2 separate regions of the Homo sapiens genome follow, and region 2 is linked to region 1. A link is a contact called in ENCODE Hi-C or POLR2A ChIA-PET data. All regions are on one chromosome and are shown on one strand. Each heading gives the region's core, a stretch centred on a gene start or an enhancer-like site at or near the end of the contact. The rest is flanking DNA. Distances are from core to core; before and after follow the strand shown. Region 1 overlaps LRRFIP1 (LRR binding FLII interacting protein 1). Region 2 holds the start of RNPEPL1 (arginyl aminopeptidase like 1).

What was found. Hi-C counts contacts between places; a loop is a spot of excess contacts on that map. ChIA-PET counts read pairs that join two places held with the same protein, here RNA polymerase II (POLR2A). Pooled maps may share reads with other maps.
Region 2: a loop to region 1 is called in a map of CD8-positive, alpha-beta T cell, with 13 times the contacts of the local background. The contact joins the promoter of RNPEPL1 here to the enhancer-like site in region 1. A Hi-C loop is called at or near these places in 4 of 168 maps with a recorded cell type or tissue (CD4-positive, alpha-beta memory T cell, CD8-positive, alpha-beta T cell and naive thymus-derived CD4-positive, alpha-beta T cell), 17 of 37 single-sample maps with no recorded cell type and 18 of 50 pooled maps. POLR2A ChIA-PET finds 5 or more read pairs at or near these places in 1 of 52 experiments (activated naive CD4-positive, alpha-beta T cell).

The regions. Positions count from the first base shown.
Region 1 is chr2:237,693,380-237,697,809 of GRCh38, reverse strand. The region is part of intron 1 of LRRFIP1 (LRR binding FLII interacting protein 1); the gene reads right to left. Among named protein-coding and RNA genes, the nearest start is that of LRRFIP1, 68 kb to the right of the region's middle. RefSeq lists enhancers at 517-726, 3,049-3,228. Within about 2 kb of position 2,514, at least 23 of the 41 ENCODE cell types and tissues checked have a DNase peak (open chromatin) inside an H3K27ac peak, as active enhancers do; they include CD8-positive, alpha-beta T cell, where a contact is called at or near this core.
Region 2 is chr2:240,566,060-240,570,489 of GRCh38, reverse strand. RNPEPL1 (arginyl aminopeptidase like 1) reads right to left here and starts at 2,006. Exons shown (of 11, transcript NM_018226.6): 1 at 1,376-2,006. The coding sequence starts at 1,903. RefSeq lists enhancers at 282-920, 870-1,049, 921-1,559 and silencers at 1,320-1,369, 1,610-1,799, 1,940-1,999, 2,030-2,289, 3,800-4,039.

The DNA of each region.
Region 1 (4,430 bases), core at 1,265-3,764:
TGGGCCTCCCCTGTGCCGTTTCCTCTCCAGGTGACAGGTTTCCCTCCAGGCAGCACGTCTGGGCTCCACTCCCTTCACCTTTGCCTGCTCTGCTCAAGACTGTCCTACAAACCCCAGACCTCTAGGGTTTCACAAAAACATTTAAATTGTTTCCTCTGAGAAGAAGGCTGAAAGCTCCACCAGCACCAGGGCAGCACACAGCAACTGACAATCTTTCCTATATTCAGTGGATATTCCCTGGAACCAGCTATAAAAGAAACAGCAGCTGTCATGTTTATCCTCCATGAACTTATCTACTTGGATGAGGTAGGGGAGGAGTTACATCATACCCAGAAAAATAAAAAGGCTTAAATCACAGCAGCTCTCAGGTGTATGCCGACATAAGCAGTAGTTAACATTTTAGCATGGTACAAAAATAGCAAAACAAGTTTCACAGCTATTTCATTTCTACCATTATTTTCCTTATGTAGAAAAGTAAAGCTCATTGGGCCGGGTGTGGTGGCTCATGCCTGTAATCCCAGCACTTTGGGAGGCCGAGATGGGAGGATCACTTGAGGTCAGGAGTTTGAGACCACCCCGGCCAATGTGGTGAAACCCCATCTCTACTAAAAATACAAAAATTAGCCGGGTGAGGTGGCAGGCACCTGTAGTCCCAGCTGCTTCAGAGGTCTGAGGCAGGAGAATCGGTTGCACCTGGGAAACGGAGGTTGCAGTGAGCTGAGATTGTGCCATTGCATTCCAGCCTGGGCAATCAAGCACGACTGTCTCAATAAAAAAAAAGAAGGAAAGTAAGTTCGTTCTTTGAATGTTCTCTTCTGTCTGGAAATTACCAGGCAGAGAACAGAAAAGTTTGACAGAGTGAAGACTTCCCAGTATGCATTCAAGACAAGGACTTCTGTCCTAAGAGGCAGCTTTGGTAAAAAGAAATCCTTCAGCCCCAATACTGGGGTATGAGACAGCAGGGCTGCCAAGAAAAGCTGACAACAGCGACAAAAGCAGCAGCAGCAGCCGTGGCAGCCACAGCTATATCTTGCACATTTACTACCTGCCAGCCCCTGCCTGCAGCATTGCATACAGTGGTGACAGTTATCAGTACCAGTTCCGAGTCAGCAGGCCTGGGTCTGAACTGGCTCCACTGCTGACTAGCTGTGAGGGCTTGGAAAGTCCCTGACCTTTCTGAGCCTCAGTTTCCTCTTTATCTGAAAAACTGAGAGAAAACGATCTGCTCCCCATGAGGTTACAGCAAGGGTTAGAGAAGACCTTCACATAAAACACCAGGTGGGCGCAGCAGGGGTTTGGTAAATATTAGCTACTTTCACTACTTAGTGTCTTCTTTGACAGCTACTGACCTAAGAGTATAAATCCGGTTCAGAGAAGTTTAGAAGCACGATGAGAAGACAAGCATGCTAAGGCACCCACCTAGCAGAGAAGCAGGAAAAACTGGGGAAACTTCAGAGGAGGGGGACAGAGGTTCTCAACCCACAGGGAAAGCCCACTCCTTTCCCTAGGAAAATCACACAGCCACGTGCCACATACAGTAAAAAAGACAGAAGGATCACAGGTGGCGTTGCTTTGATCATCTTCATTACACAAATAAATGAAACATTTTGGTTAAAATTAAGAGTAAATCTTCATTATAGTGATTTAAGATAAATTACTTCTCTACTACAAAGTAGTTATACTTTAGATTCAAGGGAAAACTACTTACCTAGTTTTAAAGTTGTAAAGTTACAATCCCAAGGAGAAACCACTGGAAACACTGGCCCTTTCCAAAATGAATGAATGAGTCTCGGAATACATATAATTTCTGTTGCCAGGTGTGTGTGTGTTTTGGTTTATTGTTTTGGAATCTGGCCTGGGGCAGGGGGATTATACTACTGGTCTATAATCAAATACATGGCAATTTTGAATGATTAAATCTTGCATGTAGTCAAAATATTTAATTTGGGAGAAAGAAACGAATTTACTTAATTTTATCTAGGTAGTCTGAATAATAAAAGTTCTAGTAAGTCCATTCCATGAAAACAAGCTTCTTTATTTAAAAAAAAAAAACAAAAAACAAATTTGGGCGGCCTCCAGTAATAACAGTGAGGTAATAAAAATCCTCTTCTCCTGTCCCATGTCTAACACGTAGTGAGATGTAATGGACTTACTGATTGGTGAAGAGGTTGGTAATCTAAACATTATGGCCTCTGGGGCTTCAAGATCACTCCTTTAAATACGAGCAGATATTCTGGAAGCACTGGCATATGAGTAACCAGTCATAAACAATTCCTTTGCTGAGTCACACAGCCTGATTTTTCGGGGATAAGAAGTTCCTCTTGGACATTGCCTTTTGAGGACCAAACATGCTGCACCAACATTTAGTCTCACAATTCTGTAGGGATTGGATAAGAATCTCACTATAATCAGGTAACTCTCCAATCAACTTCGCTGAAACACCGTTCTGCAACTATAAATAACTTGATTTCCTGTGCTCAGCATAAGTGGCAGTTGAGACTGCAGGGTTTTTTGAAATTTGCTAAGGAGGCTTCCGCTGTGGGATATTAACTCAGGCTGAACAGAAACTGACTCTTAAAGAAAAAGGGAAATTTAGTCTCCATCTTTGCCCCAGTAGGACACTCTCAATACTACTAGAAAAGACCTACCTTACTATATTTATGTCTTACCTGCCCGGGGAAATGACATGCCTAAAACACACACCATATGATTCCACGCTCCACCATCTCAGACTGAGCTAGAGCAGGGCCAGCCCGCCTCGTGCCAACTGATTCATCCCCATATTGGTCAAGACTCCACTCTCCCACACCTGGGGACCCTGGCCCAGGTACCTATAATGAGATGGGACTTGGGAGACTGTGTGTCCACGCTCTCCCCTAACAGCCCTTTCTTGGGACAGTGCTGGTCATTTAGAAGGGCTGAATGCTAATCAGTATGTGGAAAGAGAGCGGGGTGACACAAGCCATCGCAAACACAGGGAAGTTACAAAAGCTGCAGAAATGCACAGTGTCTCCACTGTCCGCATCGGACCCTCTCCTACAGCTCCAGGGCTGGTGCCCACTTGCTGAAGAAGCCCAGGCTCCCACTCAGATCCTGCTTTTGTCTTCTAGTTGAGGTGGAGCTTGCCAAATCTACTTCCTCTGACCAACCCGGCTCTCCTCTGCATGGGTGCGGCCCCCAGTCCCTCCTTTCCGCAGGAGACCCATCCCTGAACCCACGGACACAATGCAGAGCAAGAACTGGCACAAACCAGTGTGAAACACCCACAACCACTTTCCTGTGCCTATACCCAGCCCATGGCCCAGGGCAGCCGCTGGGTGACGCCCTACCCCCCACCCATGATGACCCCCAATTCCCATCACCACTCAGCACATTTCCTTCCCTACCTGAACATTAGCCTCTTAACAGGAACTGCATTTTGCTTTTGTTCACCATGTCTCACTCTGATACAGTTTTTGCTACCATTTACCAAGAAAAGCTCCTACAGGTTCACAACTTCTCTCTGAAAACCCTTGGGGCCATGATTCAGAATTCAGCATTTTTGGACATTAGAAACGTAGTAAGATGCATACACCATATATTCTGGTACAACCCAGAGTAGCAGCCCTTAATCAAAGACATCAACAAGACTGCAGAGAAACGTAAGAAAATTCACACTCAGAGGGATCAGTGAAGACCAAAACTAGCCCCCCATTGGACAGGGCAAGTCTCACTGCCAAAATTCTGCCACAAACTTATAAAAACAAAACAAAACACAAACCTTCCGGTCTTCAAAGCTTATTGGGTTCTGGAACTGGGGGTGAGGGACAGTGGGCCTGGGCTGATCACATAACTACTCAGTTGGACACAGTCCAGACTTTCCTCTCCCTTCCTCCCGGCAGCATCTCGAAGTCATCTGAACCCAGACCCGCCCAGGAGGCTCCCAGCCTTAAGTAATAGACCCTGTAGCCAGTGCCTTAGCTGCTCCAGGTGTGCCTCTACCTACTCCTCTGATTAGCCTGTCCCTAGTTTCCTCACATCCTGTTCTCAATGTTTACTCTTCCCTTCTCCAAGGACTCTAAGTCCAGCAGGCAGCTCTTCACCTCCATCCTCCTCCTGCCATCTATGGTGTCCCAGGCTGCTCCTCAGAACACTGGCACCGCTCAACCACATTCCCACCCTTCCTTCTTTCAAGAACCCTTCCCTGATGGTGATTCAAGGGTCTCTCTTCCCAGGCCCCTAGGAACTAATTAGTTGAAGGGGTAAAAACCGGCTCCAGAGGGCTGGCCCACTGCCAGAGTTTTAAACGAAGTCACAGAAAAACCACACTAAAATGGACATTTAAAAAACAGCAACCATCTGACAAGCAAAGAACTGGCTTTTCAGTATGAGTTCATCAGACTCTACTTCTACACCTCTCTCTGGCATTTCCTAATAAGCTCTCCCAAGGT
Region 2 (4,430 bases), core at 757-3,256, 2.9 Mb before region 1:
GGCGCTCACATACAAAGGTGCATGCCTGAGGTTAGAGTCGAATACTCTGCCTTCTGCAAGTAGGGCGGCTCACAGGCCAGGTGACGCTAGGCCCCCTGTCCACAGCCTGCCAACCCTGACACCACGCAGACTTGGGGGACTATGCCACTCTCCCTGCCCAGAGTACCCAAGGGCCACCCAGTAGGCCATAGGAAGCCAAGAGACAATGGCCACCCTTGCTCACTGGGCCCCGTTCACAGCAGCCTGCTGAGGGCCCTGGTCCGGCCACTCTGCAGGCCAGTGTTGGGCGGACCAGACACGTGGGCTCCAAACACGGATCAAGGCCAAGGAGAAGCCCATCCCTCAGTTCTCACCTGTCATACTGGGAGGCATACTTGCCACCGGTCAGAGCCCTGGAATACCACAGCAGGGGCGGGGCCGGCTAGCCAGCGGCCTGCACACCCACAGGGGTTCTGGGAAAAAGGTGAGGTGGCAGGTCCTGCTTAGGGCTCCTGGGAAATGTACAGGAAGCCCATAGGGGTGCACTGGTCTGGGTTCTTCCTGCCCAGATGTCACCTTGGCTCTTTGTGGCCTGAAGCCTCTCGACCACCTCTCCACCACCCTGTCCATTTATGTGCCGTGACCAGTGACAGCTGGACTTCCCAGCGCCTCCACAGCTGTGTGTGTCTTGCATATGTCGGGTGTCACATGTGTGCCGTCCATACCACCTAGGGATGCAGTATGAACCCCCATGCTGTAGGCAGGAAAGGCCCTGCTCCATCCTGTACACATCCCCACTGGTGGAGGTGGAGGGGGTGCTGCAGCCACAGCGCCAGCCTCAGCCACCTGGCCTTTCTTGCAGAGTCTCTGGAGTGGTGGGTACCCAGTGTGCAAGCCCTGCAGAGCCTATGTGTGTCTATGTTGGGGTCGCGGGGCCCACTGGTCTCAACACTCCACCAGTGCTGGCCAAGGAAGCCCCAAACCGAGCATCACAATCTCCATGGCCCTTTCCTCTGCCTCTGGCTTGGACTCATCTGCACGCACTGGTCACATGGAGGCCCTTCCGCAGCTGACACTCCAGCCCAACCCTTGGTGCCAGGATCCTGCAGATGTACACCTCGGTGGGTGACAGAAGCTGCTCATGTCCCCAGGCAGGGACCAGACACCTGAACGGGAGGCTTCCCGGAGTGACATGCTGTCCCGTGTCCCCGCAGGACTCCGGCTTCTATCCGAGGGTCCTAAGGGCTCACAGGCAACAGCTGGGAATCACCGGGGTGGGGGGAGGGGGGCACCTGTAGGGCGCAGATTCGCGTCCCTCAGCCTGGCCGTGCGGCGAGAGGCCGCTAGCAGCGCCCTGCGGACCGGCCCGCAGCCCCGGCGCCCGCCCCGGACTCACGGCGGGGGCGTCGGTCGAGGTGTACCGCAGGATGACCTGGAAGGGCTGGTGCGCCTGCAGCTCGGGCGGCAGCGTGACGGTGAGCGAGGAGCCGTAGTCGGTGAACGGGTCCACCCTGAAGGCCAGCGGACAGCAGGCGGGCTCGGAGCCGGGCGCCTCGGGGAAGGCGGGCAGCGGGGGCGGCGGCGCGGGCCCCGGCCCGGGGGCGGAGAAGGCGAAGGCGCAGGGCGTCTCGGCGGCGGCGGCGGGGGCGCGACGGAAGGCGGCTGAGTGCAGGCGCAGAGCCGGGTGCGCGTCGAGCACGAGCGCGCGGGGCGCGGGCCGCAGCGCGCACAGCTCGAGCACCAGGCAGCCGGCCAACTCGCGCGCCTCGGGCCGCAGCTCCAGGCCCAGCTGCAGGTGGCGGAGGCGGAAGAGCTGCGCGCTGGAGGCCGAGGCCACGTCCAGGGCGGGCGGCGGCTCGGGCGGCGGGCGGACGGGCGCGGCCTCGGCGCCGGGCGCCTGGCGGCAGCAGCACTGCGCGGCCATGGCCGCCGGCACTAGGTGAAATCCATGGGCGGCGGCCGCGCCGGGCCGCGGGCGAGGGGCGCCGGGCGGCGGCGGCGGCGGGGCGCGGGCACAACAGGAAGTCGCGCCGGGAGCCGCCCGGCCCGGCCCCGCGCCGTGCGCCGCCCCGCTCGGGCTCCGCTCGGCCGCCGCCGGGGGCGCTGTGCGCGGGGCCGGGGCGCGGGGCCGGGGCGCCGGGCGGGGAGGGCCAGGAGCCAGGGGCGCGGGGAGCCGGGGAATCGAGCGCGGCGCGGGGCCGGGGCGCTGTGTTGGGAGCCGAGGCGCGCGGAGCGGGTGAGCAGCACCCCCAGCCCCTCGCTTCCTCCCCGGGCGGCGCCCGGGAGATCCCAGGAGGCGGGATCGCTGCTCCCTCCCAGACACTGCCGGCCAGGCCCCTGGGGCAGCCGCTGAAGGGACCCGGGAACCTTGGGGCCACAGGGGCAGGCTGCTTCCAGGTGTGGTTCGTGTTCCCGAGGAGCGCAGCGTCGCGAACTCAATGTCATCCTTTCATCCGGGGCTACGGGCAGGGCAGGATTCTCCTGGCACCCCTGCCACTCCTCCAAGTCTACAGGTGTGGTCTGTGCTGTGGGCCCTGCGGTGCGAGAAGCGCCGGAGCCTTCACGCAGCGCTGTCAACTACAGCAGCCACCAACCACGTGTGGCCATTTAGATGCGAATTAAATACAGTTAGAAGTTCAGTTCCTTCGTGGCAGGTGGAGTGAGTGAGTGTGTGTGTCTTCCTGGGAGGAGTGGCTAATGGACAAAGCAGGCAGGAATCATTTCCACAATCGCAGAAGTTCCTCTGGGCAGTGCTGGGGACCTCTCATTTGGGAGCCCTGTGCTGGGGTACGAAGGAGGGTCTGGCCCGCCTGTCCCCACCCCATCCGCCAGGTCCACCCTTCCCAACGCCATTCTCTGTGGACCTGGCGAAGGCTGCCCAAGGCTGAGCCTGTCCAGGAGCCTGAGCCCCGAGGGAAGGGGTGCTCGCCTGGCAGAAGCTGCTAGTGAGCTCACAGCGGTTAAATTTTGAGGCTGTGGAATAACAGGGGCCACCATGATGTCGCTGTTGTCATCAAGTAAGAATTCAAATTCCTAGGGACAAGGGGCTTCTGGGGCTGGGGAACTATCCAGGAACCCAGGACACCTCTCTCTTCTGCTCCATTGAGGTGTGGCCGTGCAGGGCTGGACTCGGGTACCGCACTCGACTCAGCGTCAGCCCTGAGTAGTGTTTCCTGTGTCTGGACTCAGTCTCCTCGTTGTGTAACCCTCTGTGTCTACCCTCCTTCCGTGGGGCGGGAAGGAAGGCTGAGAGGGAGAGTGTGCGTTCACGTTTGCGGGACAGAGCACTGAGGCATCATTTCAGTTTTCCCGTAGGACCTCAGGTCCCCACGTGCCCTCTTTAGGGACACGGCCACGATCTTGGGGCACCCATCCCAAACTCACCAGGAACCCCTAGGCTTACACAGTCACTCAGAGGTGTGGATCAGCCTCGCATCCAAGGCTGACAGGGAAGACAGCTGAGATGGGACCCTCCTCACTGCCCCCAGCGCCCTGCCCGGTGGGGCCCTGCAGTGCCAAGGGCAGACTGTTTTCGATGGCACCCCCAGTTCTACGGGGCTCTCCAGAGCCCACCGGGCCATGTTCCTGGCTGGAAGAACCTCAGTTCTGCACACGCGGTGCCACACTAGCTGGGCCTGGCCGTCCGGGGGGCAAGTCACCACAGGGAGCTTGGGGTCTTGCCACCCAGAGCCCCGCATTGGGCTCAGGGAGCAGAGGTTGGGGTCTCGCCCTGGGCACCTCTCCGCGGCCAGTTCTGCACACAGGAGTCCAGAGTTGCTGTGGCACCTCCTCCCCGGGGGCCCAAGGGAGCGCCTCCCACCGCGCACGTATGTGAGGAGCTGCCCTACTGCACCCCATGGAGCGGGAGGCGCGGCTGAGCCGAGGGGGCGGGGTCTGCAACTGAGCCGCGGGAGCCTCTCGCGCCGGCCCCGCCCCGCCCCGCCCCGCCCGAGGAGGCCCCGCCCCCGCCGGCCTGACGCCCCCTGGCGGCGGGAGGCTACGCCGCATGCAGGCCTGGGCAGACACCTCTGACTTCTCTAACCCTGGCAGAGGAGCCTGGACGTCGCGACTGTCAGCCCTGGCTTTCTCCCACAGGAGTTTTCATACTCCAGCTTTTTGGTGATCAGCGCAGTGAAGTGGCTGCGCGGCATCTGCACCCCAGCCTTCCCCTGATGCACCCGAGGGAGGGGTTCCTGGCTTCACCCACTAGGAGGTGGGTGTGGGCATGGAGCGTTTTAGCAGGCTGGGGAGGGCAGCAAAGCTTCCAGGAAGAAGCAGTGTTCAGACAGGGCCGCGCCCAACCCCGACAGAGGACCAGGGAGCTACCAGTTCTCAGATGGAGCTGGTGGGCTAAAAAGGTCTGATGTGACCCACAGGTGTCCTTCAACCTGGCCGGGGCCCTGCTGCCCTTGTCCCCTTGTCACCAGGGCCAGGTCAGCAGGTAAAGGGTG